Regions from separate parts of the Homo sapiens genome. Here region 2 is linked to region 1. The links are chromatin contacts, found by Hi-C or POLR2A ChIA-PET in ENCODE. All regions are on one chromosome and are shown on one strand. Each heading gives the region's core, a stretch centred on a gene start or an enhancer-like site at or near the end of the contact. The rest is flanking DNA. Distances are from core to core; before and after follow the strand shown. Region 1 holds the start of LINC01970 (long intergenic non-protein coding RNA 1970). Region 2 overlaps FOXK2 (forkhead box K2).

Region 1 (6,398 bases), core at 1,251-3,750:
TGGTGGAGCAGGGGTGTGGGGCCAGGGTCGGCAGGGGGAGGAGCTGCGGTTGTTTCAATGCTGCTTATCTTGAGGCTAGTGCTTGTTTAGCTGCTACAGAAAAAGAGAAACCTGCGGCCTTTAGAACAGAGTTGATTCTTCACGTGCAGGGATGCACGACTTACTTTCACCAGGCCTGGCCTGAGGTCCTGTTTATAATTTGGTATTTTATTGCCACAGAGCCTGTTCTTAGTCTTATGATCTCTATTTTAACATGAACACCGGTCAATTCTGTCTAAACCACACAAGGGAGGGGGTAGAATGAGGTGCCTCTGACCTACCATCCCGTCACGGCTGGAAACTCAGTTTTTTGGCTTTTTTTTTTGAGATGGAGTCTCACTCTGTTGCCCAGGCTGGAGTGCAGTGGTACGATCTTGGCTCACTGAAACAGATTCAAGCAATTTTCCTGCCTCAGCCTCCAGAGTCGCTGAAATTACAAGCATCCACCACCACACCTGGCTAATTTTTTTGTATTTTTAGTAGAGACGGGGTTTTGCCATGTTGGCCAGGCTGGTCTCGAACTCCTGACCTCAGGTGATCCACCCGCCTTGGCCTCCCAAAATGCTGGGATTACAGGTGTGAGCCACCACGTCTGGCTGGAAACTCAGTTTTTAAGGTGTCTCTGGGACCCCTTGGCCAAGAGGGGTCTTTTCAGTAGTTGGGGGGCTTAGGATTTTTTTTTCTTTTTTTTTTTTGAGATGGAGTCTCATTGTCACCCAGGCTGGAGTGCAGTGGCACGATCTCAGGTCACTGCAACCTCTGCCTCCCAGGTTCAAGCGATTTTCCTGCCTCAGCCTCCCGAGTAGCTGGAATTACAGGTGTGTGCCACCACGCCTGGCTAATTTTTATGTATTTTTAGTAGAGACGGGGTTTTGCCATGTTGGCCAGGCTGGTCTCGAACCCCTGACCTCAGGGTGATCCACCTGCCTCTGCCTCCCAAAGTGCGGGGATTACAGGCATGAGCCACCGTGCCTGGCCAAGATTTTATTTTTAGTTTACAATTGGAAGGCTAGTGGGCCGGTGCAGAATCTCGCTGACTTTTGGGTGAGCATGTTGAGGGCCCCCTGCGTCAGCTGCTCTTCTGTTGAACGGTGCAGGGTGGGGAGGCCTGGGCTGCACTGGCCACACAGTCCCCTCAAGAAGATCTTCTACGTGAAACAAAGGAGCACTGAGCGAGGGGAGCTCTGCTCAGAAAGGACCATCTTGCATCACTGAAATTGTGGGAAATGATAACAAAAAATTGAAATGTCGTGAAGAAACACACCAATAAGACCATTTTTAAATATACAGAGGAAGCTAGAAAATACAGAAAGAGGAACCATTCGGACAAGATACTCAGGAAATATCCAGGATTGTTATACCTAAAACAGCCCTCACTGCCCCCCTCCTGGCAGCGCACCTGAGCCCGGAGCCTGCCAGGGACAGCTCTGAGGAGCCAGGCAGGGCCAGGGATGGGCTCTGAGGGGCCAGGCAGGGCTAGGGATGGACTCTCGTGCCTGCCTGCTTGAGGCTTCCTTGGTCAGAGCGAGCGATGCCACCTTTAGGATGGCCAGAATTAGCAAATAAAAATATGGGATGCCGATAAATCTGTACTTCAGATAAACAATTTTTAGTACATGCCCAACGCGGTAGAGGTAAATCTATAGGGGCTGAAGCAGATTTGCTGGGCCGTGGGCAGGGTGGGGAGTGAACGCTCATGGGCACGGGGTTTCTTTCTGGGGCAACAGAAACGGTGTCACATGAGATAGTGAGCATGGCCGCCCATCTCCGAATATACGGCAAAGCCATAAGCTTTCAATAAGTGAATTTCACAGTAAGTGCATTATATTTCAACAAATCTGTTTTAAAATCTTAACTGAGCCGGGCGTGCTGTCTCAGGCCTCTAGTCCCAGCTACTCTGGAGGCCGAGGCGGGAGGATCGCTTGAGGCCAGGAGTTCAAGACCAGCCTGGGCAACATAGCGAGACCCCATCTCTACAAAAAACACGTTAAACAAAAACGTTAATTGGGCGTTCCGTGTTGTATCCAGCAATCCTAACCGCCCTCCGTCCCCGCGAGCCCCAGTCCTTCCCCTGCGGCTGGGCTGGGTCCCCCGTCCCGGGCGGTGAGGGCGCCCTGCAGGCGTCCACAGAGCTGGGCTTCCGTGGCGGCAACCCTAACCCCAGCGCCACCTGGTACGGCCCGGCCCGCGGGTCCCTCCGGGTCAGGACGCAGACGCGCCCGCGGCGGTAACCGGGGGCCCGGGGGCCTCGGGCCCACCCCGGCCAGACCCCGGGGAGGAGCGCAGGACACTGCCCGCGCCGGGACTCGGCTGTTTCCGATCCTCCCGGGCGTCCTTTAGGAGACTCATTCGCAGCCGACGTTGCGGAGGCGCAGGAAAAGGGCGAGCAGGTGCCTCAGGGACACCACTTCCAACCGCACGCCGATCGCCGGCTCCACCATAAATAGAAACGGGTGGTCTCTAATTGGCCTAGCTCTAATTGGCCTAGCTGTTGTCACGTGCTCTCCGATGGCCCAATCACTAAGGCTGGACGATGCTGCACTGTGAATGGCCAGGCCCGAGTCATGTGCCCGGAGAGGGCGGGGCTGGGCCCTTCCGCTCGCCGCGTCTGGCGATCGCGGCTACGGAGACCCAGGAGGGCCCGGCCAGGAGACCCGCTCTCTAGAGCGGCGAGGGCAGGGGTTGCTAGGGCGCCGGGGTCGAACCCGCGCTTCCTGCAAGTCTTAGGGCCGCATCCCTGCCGAGGCGGGCGTTGGGAAGGGTGGGAGATGGGAAGGTGCGGTGGTGCGGGGAGGGGAGGGCGCCGGGAGGGGTCGGAGAGGGGTCGCGGGTTTTGGGGCTGCGAGGAGGGAAGGAGGGAAGAGGAGGGAAGAGGAGGGCAAGGGGAGGGGAGGGCGGGGAGGAGAGAGGGCGCGGGCAGGGGAGTGGAGGGCGCGGGGAGGGGAGGGCGCGGGGAGGGGAGGGCGGGGAGGAGAGAGGGTGCGGAGAGGAGGGCGGGAAGGAGAGGGGACGGGGGGAGGGAGGGGACGGGGGGAGGGAGGGGAGGGTGGGGGAAGGAGGGGAGGGGAGGGTGGGGGAAGGAGGGAAGGGGAGGGGAGGGGAGGAGAGGGCGGGGAGGGGAGGGGAGGGCGCGGGCTGCGGGGCTGCGGGGAGGGAGGGGCGGGTTCAGGGCTGTGGGCCCCGCCCGGGGCACCGCCTGGATCAGGCCTGAGGCCGGCTGCAGAGAACTTGGGCACCGCGGACCAGATTGCTGGTCACCAGGATGAAAAATAAAAAAGACCCAAACAGCTCCCCCGACCCCGCCTTCGCGCAGGCCCCTGGCGTTCTGCTCAGGGGTTTTTGTTTAATGAAGAACGTCAAACATCTGGCAAGGTCGGAATGATTTTGCGATGAGCACCGCCTGGATTCTGCGGTGAAAGCGACTGTGTGCGCGCTCACGGCCTCGCCTGTCCCTGCATCAGCCCATCTCGTCAGGCAGATCAACATGAAGCTGTAAAACGGATGACTTAGGCCGGGCGTCGTGATGGGCGCCTGTAATCCCAGCTACTCGGGAGGCTGAGGCAGGAAAACCGCTTGAACCTGGGAGGCGGAGGTTGCAGTGAACCGCGGTTGCACCACTACACTCCAGCCTGGGAGACAGAGCGAGACTCCGTCTCAAAATAAATAAATAAAACATATGACTTAGGTATATACGCATGGGGGGAATCCTCGTAAGGCAAGAACGTGCTGCACATTCTGGGGACTGGGACAGGATAAGCACACGAGTAGATCTAAGTCACTGGAAATACCTGGTTTTGCTGTTGGAGGGGGGCTTGCAGGTGCTCGTTATATTATTACGCTGTTGTAGTAAAACGATGTTAGTTACAGTATTAAATTGCAAATGTCAGTATCCATCACCGCCAAAACAGCGTGCATACCACTAGCATATGATTTTTGTAGTTTTTTAATGTTAAGTTTGTAATGAAGTGCACAAACTTAATTATACATTGGCTGAGGTTATTTGTTTTAAAGGCAGTACTTGCTCTATGGCCCAGGCTGGAGTGCAGTGCGTGATCATGGCTCACTGTAACCTCAAATTCTTGGCCTCAAGCGATCCTCCTGCCTCACCCTCCTGAAAGGACTGGGATTACAGGCGTGAGCCACCATGCCCAGCCTCCTTTTGCTGAGTTTTAACAAATACAGTAGTGTAACCGAAGATGCCATCAAGACAAATAGAACACGTCCCTCACCCCAGAAAATTCTCTTATGCCCCTTTCCATTCTATGTCCACTGCTACCATGCCACCTGTGCTGATTTCTCCACTATGCTTCCGCCTGTTCTAAGAGTTCATACTAATGGATCATTGGGTACATGTCCTTGTGTAAGGCGTCTTTCCCTTAGCGTCATGTTTCTGGAGATTCTTCTGTGTTGTTTCATGTCTCAGGAGTTTGTTCTTTTGATTGCCAAGCAGTCCAGTGTAAACACACCGGTGTGTTTATCTGCTGTATTCATGGACACTTGGAGCTGTGTCTGGCTATTGGCGATCACGAATAAAGTTGCTGTTGACTTTCTTTTTGAAGTCTTTGTGTGGACATGTTTTTATTTCTCTGGGCAGATACTGAGGAATGGGTCAAAGGAAAGGAGTATGTTTGGTTTTATGAGAAGTTGCCAGATTTCCCCACTGGCTGCTTCCATATTAGTAGTGGAGTCTGAGTCTTCCATTTCCTCCACATCCTCACAGCACTTGGTAATGCCAGCGTGTGTGTGTGTGTGTGTGTGTGTGTGTGTGTGTGTGTGTGTGTATGTGTTGTAGCCGTTTTATTTATTTTTTTTGAGACGGAGTCTCACTCTTGACACCCAGGCTGGAGTGCAATGGCGTGATCTTGGCTTGCTGCAACCTCCACCTCCTGGGTTCCAGTGATTCTCCTGCCTCAGCTTCCTGAGTAGCTGGGATTACAGGTGTGCACCAGCACGCCCGGCCAATTTTTGTACTTTTAGTAGAGATGGGGTTTCACTACGTTGGCCAGGCTGGTCTCGAACTCCTGACCGCAGGTGATCCGCTCGCCTCAGCCTCCCGAAGTGCTGGGATTACAGACGTGAGCCCCCTTACCCAGCCTGGTAACCACCATTCTACTCTCCTACTAATTCCACTTTTTTGCACTCCACATGTATATCAGTGGGATCATGCAGATTTGTCTTTCTGTGCCTGGCTCAGTGATGTCCTTCAGGTTCATCCGTGTTGTCAGCAATGACAAGATTTCCTTCTTTTTAAAGGTTCAATGGTATTCTAAGGTGTAAATGTGTTTTTTTCTGTGGGGGATAGGTCAGAGTGGTGTGAAAAACTATAGGGAAAGGACGCAAACCTTCTGAAAGGGCGGAGGGTTCTGCAGAGCTCCCGGGGAGAATAGCTGAAGGCAGCTGTCCTACAACTCTGAGGCAGAGGGCAAGGAGTTGGTACAAAGGAGTGTAGGGGAATTTATCTTAAACAGGCTTGTTTACTTATGTTGACCAGGAACTGACCTTTGATCATCCGTCCAACGTTCCCTGAAAGGGGAACGATAAATGTTAATTACCTACAGGTTGTGTGGGCTCCAGGTTTTCGGCATTGTGCCTGCACTGAGTAAAAGCAGACAGTGGCCGGGCGCGGTGGCTCACGCCTGTAATCCCAGCACTTTGGGAGGCTGAGGCGGGCGGATCATGAGGTCAGGAGTTCGAGACCATCCTGGCTAACACGGTGAAAGCCCATCTCTACCTAAAATACAAAAGAATTAGCTGGGCGTGGTGGCGGGCACCTGTAGTCCCAGCTACTCGGGAGGCTGAGCCAGGAGAATGGCGTGAACCCGGAAGGCGGAGCTTGCAGTGAGCCGAGATTGTGCCACTGCACTCCAGCCTGGGTGACAGAGCGAGACTCCATCTCAAAAAAAAAAAAAAAAAGCAAGCAGCTCCAGCTTCTCCAGGCTGTTCTCTGGCCACTAGAGCCAGGCAGCCCCCTAGCTGGTCTTACACTGCATACCTGTGTCTGAGTACTCATTTCACCCGTCGGCCAGGATCTGCGGGACAGACCCGGCATTCTTCGTTATCCATTCATTCGTTGACGGACACTTAGGCGAGTTCCGTACCTTGATTGCAGTGACTAATGCTGCCCTAATGGCATTTCATTGGAAATGAACTATTACAGGAGGGTTTTTGAAGTGGCTTATGATCCAGAAAAGGAATCTTCCAATACCTCTGTGCCCCAAAACCTTGGGTAAAATACCAACAGTGCAGTTGGTCTAAAAGGCACCACTTAAATTGCGTTGCAGATGACGTTGCTAAGGATGGCTTTCTGGTCTCCTGGTTCTGGGCAGCTCCCTGCACTGCTGGTTTCAGTCATGTTGCAA
Region 2 (6,398 bases), core at 1,672-4,171, 300 kb after region 1:
TCATCCCCAAAGCCAGTGCCCAGTTGAGCAGATGAGAGAGGCTGTTCAGAGAGAGGAGGTGGCAGATGGGCTTTAAGAAAAGACTTCAGGACCAAGAGGAGATTCTGGAAATGATTTTCCTTAAAACAGTGTCGGCTACAGCCTGGATGCTGAACACCTAGGATGAGAACCACTGCACAGGTGCTCATAATTTTGGCCTCTTGTAGTCTTTTATTTTTTATTTGGGAGGTAGTGTCTCACCATGTTGCCCATGCTGGTCTCAAGCTCCGGGGCTCAAGCAGTCTGCCCACCTCGGCCTCCCAACGTGCTGAGATGACAGGGTGAGCCACCGCCTCTGGCCAGCACGTCTTTTCATGTACTTTATGGTTATTTGTGTATCTTCTTTGAAGAAATTTTTTTTAAGTCCTTTGCCCATCATTTAATTGGGTTGTCTTTTTGTTGTGAAATTTGTAGTTCTTTATTCATATGTAGAGATTTCAGGCCTTTTCAGACATGTAGGTGTAACTCAGAGACATTGCAGGGTTGGTTCCAGACCACTGCAAAAAAATGAATATTGCAGTAGAGCTGCCAGTCACATGAAATTTTTGGGTTCCTACTATATTAAGCAATTATGTTTATACTAAATTGTAGTGTAGTGTATTACCCCAAGGAAAATGTAGTATTTTTACTGAGGAATTATGTGGATGTGGCCGAGTTTTCTGACCCAAGCATGGGGTTAGAATGTCCTGTGCAGGGAGGGACTGCACAGGCTGCCTGAGACTCTCCCAGGGGTACCAGAGGGCTCAGCACCACGAGCAGATAGGCCGAGGCTGGGCTGCCTGCCCTAAGGGGGTTCCATCCTCACCCTGGCCCCAAGGGCAGCCTGGGCCGGTTCTGCCTCTGCCACCAGCTGCTGTGGGACCCGGGGCTCAGGGCTTGGCCCCTGCGTGTGTCGTGAAGACAGTGCTGACAGATGGGAGGTGGGGCTGACAGGACGAGGGGTCAGGATGTTCCGGCCATGCACTGTAGCCCTGGCCTTGCAGGACAGCAGGTGGCTTGGTGGGATGATAGGTGAGTTCCGTGGGCAGGCGCAGGGCATGAGCTGCCAGTGTCTTCCTGGAAGGTGACTCTGGGGTTGTCGCTCCAGCTGGAGTGTACCCTCATTCCTGCTTCCATAGGGGTCTCCATGGAGGCCTCATTCAAACACAGGCGAGCCCATCCCTGGCCTGTCAGGTTCACCAGGGTGGCCCCTGGTCCCGTTGTCGCCGTTGTCCACACCCTGCCCACCTGCCAATGCTCCTGTGTCCCCTGCTCTGCTCCAGGGCCCCAAACCCTGTGCAGAGCTGGGGTGCATCATGCTGCCGCCCCATGGAGAAGGCCTGGAGGAGATGGAAGCCGGGAGGCTTCCTCTTACAGGAAGGGAAGCCCCAGAAATGTGCCTGGCACCAAGAAACTGCTCCAAGCTTGTTCCAGAGTGTGGGGAGGGCTTGAGGCCTCCCCTTTTTGAGTACATGGAAAGGAAAGCCTGGCATTTTCTGGAAACGCTCCCAAGTCTCCCTGGCAGGGAGATGTGGGAAGAGTCCAGGCGCCCAAGCTCTTGCATATTCACTTCCTCCCATCACACGTGCTGTGTACAAGCACCCTCAGAGCTCGCTTTGGGAGACCCCTGCCTCAGGGCTGCGGGTGCCGCCGTCCACACCACAGGCCCTTCTGCTTCCTGTTTCCAAAGCTCATCTCCTGTCTCTGGGCTGCAGGCGCTGTTTCTGGTTTACTGGCACAACTGTGGTTGTGTTTTTGTCAATGACTTCATCTTTGCTGCTGTTGTTTTGAGATACTGTCTTGCTCTGTCACCCAGGCTGGAGTGCAGTGCCGAGATCTCAACTCACTGCAGCCCCGACCTACTGGTCTCAAGCCATCCTCCTGCCTCAGCCTCCCAAGTAGCTGGGACTACAGGTGTGCAGCACCACATCCAGCTAAGTTTTTGTATTTTTTGTAGAGACAGGGTCTCACTATGTTGCCCAGGCTGGTTTCAAACTCCTGGACTCTGGTGATCCTCTAGCCTTGGCCTCCCAAAGTGCTGGGATTACAGGTACGAGCCAGCATACCCAGCCAGTGTTGTCGTTTTGATTTGGGAGTTCGGGGCTGAGCTGTGTTTGGCCAGGGCCTCGCCTGCTCAGTGTGCTCCTGGGCTGAGCTGCGGTCCTGGAGCATCTCTTGGCTCACATATTGACTCCTCCGGCCTCTCTACTGTCCTGGTCCTTCATGGGGCTCACATGTGTGTCCTCTTGTTTTCTTTCTGTCACCTTCTTAAGGGTTCACAGATCACTGTCAGTGGAAGGTGTTGCCACAGCTCAAGCCTCACAGTGGAGGAACCTCATGAGGCCCTTCACGGGGCCACTCCCTGTCTGGACAGGCCTGCCTGACCAGCCCTGCTGGGAAGCCTGGGCTTTGCTGCTGCTTCACCCTGCGACATTCTCCTCAGGCCCTGCCTTTCGCTTCTTTCGTTAACATTGTTCCTGCCTTGATCGTTTGCTCCCTCCTGCCTAACTCTGCTCTTCTTCCTTGTGTAGCAGTTACGTGGTCCTCAAATATCATTTGTTGACTCCAGTGTTTCCTGGGGCATCTCCTCAAGCTGGCTGGGGTTCTCTGCATCTCAGCTGTGGCGCCTGGTGTGAGGGCGCACGCTTCGCAGTGAGAGTGAAATGCCCAGTTCGCGCTGGCAGAGGGAGACCCTGTGAAGGTCTCCCTGTGCCAGGCACAGGCTCTTATTCTGAAAGCAGACCCCGTGAAGGTCTCCCTGTGCCGGGCACAGGCTCTTATTCTGAAAGTAGACCCTGTGAAGGTCTCCCTGCGCCGGGCACAGGCTCTTATTCTGAAAGCAGACCCAGTGAAGGTCTCCCTGTACCGGGCAGAGGCTCTTATTCTGAAAGCAGACCCCGTGAAGGTCTTCCTGTACCGGGCACAGGCTCTTATTCTGAAAGACCCAGTGAAGGTCTCCCTGCGCCGGGCACAGGCTCTTATTCTGAAAGCAGACCCCGTGAAGGTCTCCCTGCACCGGGCACAGGCTCTTATTCTGAAAGCAGACCCAGTGAAGGTCTCCCTGTGCCAGGCAGAGGCTCTTATTCTGAAAGCAGACCCAGTGAAGGTCTCCCTGTGCCAGGCAGAGGCTCTTATTCTGAAAGCAGACCCTGTGAAGGTCTCCCTGTACCGGGCACAGGCTCTTATTCTGAAAGGGTACGCAGCAGTTTCTGGAAGGAAGGAAGGAGGGAGGGAGGGAGGGAGGGAAAGAGGAAGGAAGGAAAGGAGAGCGATAGGCACAGAGGAAGGTAGATGAAGCCCCGCGCCCCCCTGGCGGAGCCCAGCCCTGTTCACCGCGTGCTGTGCGGGTGCCTGTGCCAGGATCAGCTGGCTGGACGGCTATAGCCCCACGCCTGCAGGCCACATACCTGGGAGAGTGTGGGCCTTCCGAGCCTTCTGGCTCCCGGCCCCACAGAGGAATTACGGTCCCATGTCCCTCACAAGGACCCTTGCAGAGGGAGCAGTGCATCGGCACAGAGCAGGACACAGGGGAGCCGGGCTGAGGCTGCGGGTCCCTTGTGGCCGCCAGGTGCTCACGCGTGCCTCGGTGGGGATCTGGCAGCCAGATTTGGGGTGAGGATTTGATGATGTGGGTATCCCTAGCTGGTCCCACAGTGACGATGGGTGTTGCGTTGTGAGCATGTAAAACGGCAGTGACGTCTGAGGGTCCCTGGACGTCTTTCACACCCAGCCTCAAAGCGGAGCCTTTCCAGGCAGAGCAGCAGCTGCCGCCACTGGATTGACAGCCCCAGAGCAGCGGGATCAGGCCACGCGGACGAGGAGGTGCGAGGCCTCGGGTCGGGGCCTGTGTTCTGCGGGAGCCGCACCCATCATCGCTGTGGCGGTGGCAGTGGAGCAGCTGCTCTCGTGTCTGAGCTGCTCCGGCGTCTCTGTCCACAGTATAGGGTCTTCTGATGCTTCCTGGAGGTCTCGGAGGGGCTTGCTGCGTGTAGTACCCACACAGCCCACAACTGGGGTGTTGTCAAGTGTTATGACGTAGGTTGCCTGTGGAGTAAAAGTTGGCCGCTAAGAAATGCTCTAGACAGGCCGGGCACGGCGGCTCACACCTGTCATCCCAGCACTTTGGGAGGCCGAGGCGGGCGGATCACGAGGTCAGGAGATTGAGACCATCCTGGCTAACACGGTGAAACCCTGTCTCCACCAAAAATACAAAAAATTAGCTGGACATGGTGGCGGGCGCCTGTAGTCCCAGCTATTCGGGAGGCTGAGGCAGGAGAATGGCATGAACCCGGGAGGTGGAGCTTGCAGTGAGCTGAGATCGCGCCACTGCACTCCCGCCTGGGCGACAGAGCGAGACTGTCTCAAAAAAAAAAAAAAAAAAAATGCTCCAGACACTTCAGTTTGAAAATATTGGAATTTATGTGGGGAGGATTAGTGTGCATGGAAGGCCAAAAATGTGAATGCATCTCCGCAGTCATCTTTCCAAAAGCCGCCCTCTGAATCAGTGAGGACCCTCAGGGTGGGGAACGTCCCCTTGTGAGTGTCTGCAGATTGGAGTAGGCAGCAGCGGAGCCCGTCTCTGTAGATGGACTCGCAGAGGAACTTAGTTCTTTCCCTAAAGGAGTAGGAACAGCTGGGCGCCGTGGCTCACGCCTGCAATCCCAGCACTTTGGAAGACCAGGGTGGGCAGACTGCTTGTGCCCAGGAGTTCAAGACCAGCCTGGACAACATGGTGAATCTCTGTGTCTACAAAAAATCACAAAAGTGGCTGTGGCGGCAGCACCTGTAGTCCCAGCCACCAAGAGGCTAAGGCAGGGAGATCGTTTGAGCCAGGGAGGTTGAGGCTGCAGTGAACCGTGATCGCCCCACTGCACTCCATCCTGGGAGACAGGGTGAGACCCTCTCCACATAGTAAGTAAATGGAGGAATAGAAACGCAAGCCGGCATACATTGTCTTTGACAGCATTTTGTGGATAGGCAAGTTCTAACCATGGGGGCAACGTGGGATGCAGCAGGGTTTGGTGTGCCGTGGGGCAGGGGTAATTTGCTTGTTTCTCTAAGACTTTGTACAGCTCTGTAAACAGATTCCCATTAGGTCGTCCTTTCCTTGTGACAGGTAATAGTGGAGGTGTCACAAGGTAAGTGGCCTGTCTTGCCTGGTTTTCAGGTTCTACGGCTTTTGTCTTGTTTTTTGAGAAAGGGTCTGTCACTCAGACTGGAGTGCAGTGGCGTGATCACAGCTCAGTGCAGCCTTGAACTCGTGGGCTCAAGTGATTCTCCTGCCTCAGCCTCCTGAGTAGCCAGGACTACAGGCACGTACAAACATGTCCAGCTAATATTTTTTTTCTTTTGTAGAGATGGGGTCTTACCGTGCTGCTCAGGCTGGTCTCAAACTCCTAGGTTCAAGTGATTCTCTCGCCTCTGCCTCCCCAAATGCTGGGACTACAGGTGTGAGCCACCGCGCCCAGCCTTCTCCTTGTGTTTGAACTGGAGAGGACAGAGTGCTATACATGTGGTCACGGTTTTTCTTCGTTGAAAGCTCTAACAGTGGGGTCGGTCCCTGTTATTAAGCCTGTGTCACTATTCCCTGGGCCCTAAAAGTGCACCTGGCTCCTGTGACTTGGGGTCCTTTCCCACTCCTCTCCCCAGGGCCCCTTGGCCTCAGAAGGCCCCCATGTGCCAGCTCAGACTGGAGTTGCCTCAGTTGACACAGCAGGCCCCATCCAGACAGACCAGCAGGTGCTTCTGGAGACAAGAGCAAAGCCTTTTCCGGCAGCCCGGAACCTGGGATGAGAAACGACAGGTGGAAGGTTGTCCAGAGACACCTACAGCGTGGATGCTGTTCCGAGTCAGCGTAGGAGAAAGGCCACTGGAAACCAGAGTCACACTGCGCGTCTGTGCATCTCTGGCCTACCGCAGTGGCCCCGGCTGTCTGCACATTTTTTGTAGACACATTAGAGTCGGTTGAGGCCACACCTGCGGCCACAGACTGCGACCGCGATTGCAGGGAGGAGCATCTGAGGTGGTCACGGGGTTTGCCCAGCTCACACCAACTGCAGGTCAGTTCCTGCTTCGCCTTCAGTAGCCTGAGTCCCTTCTTCTTTTTCTTTCACGTTACTAGGGCAGTTGTTCGCTGACGCCTTAATTCTGGAACACGTTCCTTGCCCAGATTCTTGGTGGCTGCTTGTTCCCTTCTCATCGTTCCTGCTGTGTTTTCCATGCTTGGTGTAGGGGGACCCTCAGAGCTTGGTGTAGGGGGAGCCTCAGAGCTTGGTGTAGGGGGAGCCTCAGAGCTTGGTGTAGGGGGAGCCTCAGAGGTGGCGTCAGGACGTGCCTGCCCCACCGGTTGCCCTGGTGCCCTCGTCACGCCCCGGGACCGC

The links. Hi-C counts contacts between places; a loop is a spot of excess contacts on that map. ChIA-PET counts read pairs that join two places held with the same protein, here RNA polymerase II (POLR2A). Pooled maps may share reads with other maps.
Region 2: a loop to region 1 is called in a pooled map, with 3 times the contacts of the local background. The contact joins the enhancer-like site here to the promoter of LINC01970 in region 1. A Hi-C loop is called at or near these places in 6 of 50 pooled maps. POLR2A ChIA-PET finds 5 or more read pairs at or near these places in 2 of 52 experiments (IMR-90 and activated CD4-positive, alpha-beta memory T cell).

The regions. Positions count from the first base shown.
Region 1 is chr17:82,290,314-82,296,711 of GRCh38, forward strand. It overlaps LINC01970 (long intergenic non-protein coding RNA 1970), which reads right to left and starts at 2,501. Exons shown (of 2, transcript NR_135639.1): 1 at 2,210-2,501; 2 at 1-1,250. RefSeq lists silencers at 2,097-2,146, 2,187-2,436 and an enhancer at 3,193-3,302.
Region 2 is chr17:82,590,115-82,596,512 of GRCh38, forward strand. The region is part of intron 8 of FOXK2 (forkhead box K2); the gene reads left to right. Among named protein-coding and RNA genes, the nearest start is that of FOXK2-AS1, 4.9 kb to the left of the region's middle. RefSeq lists silencers at 1,679-1,973, 3,086-3,286. Within about 2 kb of position 2,922, at least 38 of the 41 ENCODE cell types and tissues checked have a DNase peak (open chromatin) inside an H3K27ac peak, as active enhancers do; they include IMR-90, where a contact is called at or near this core.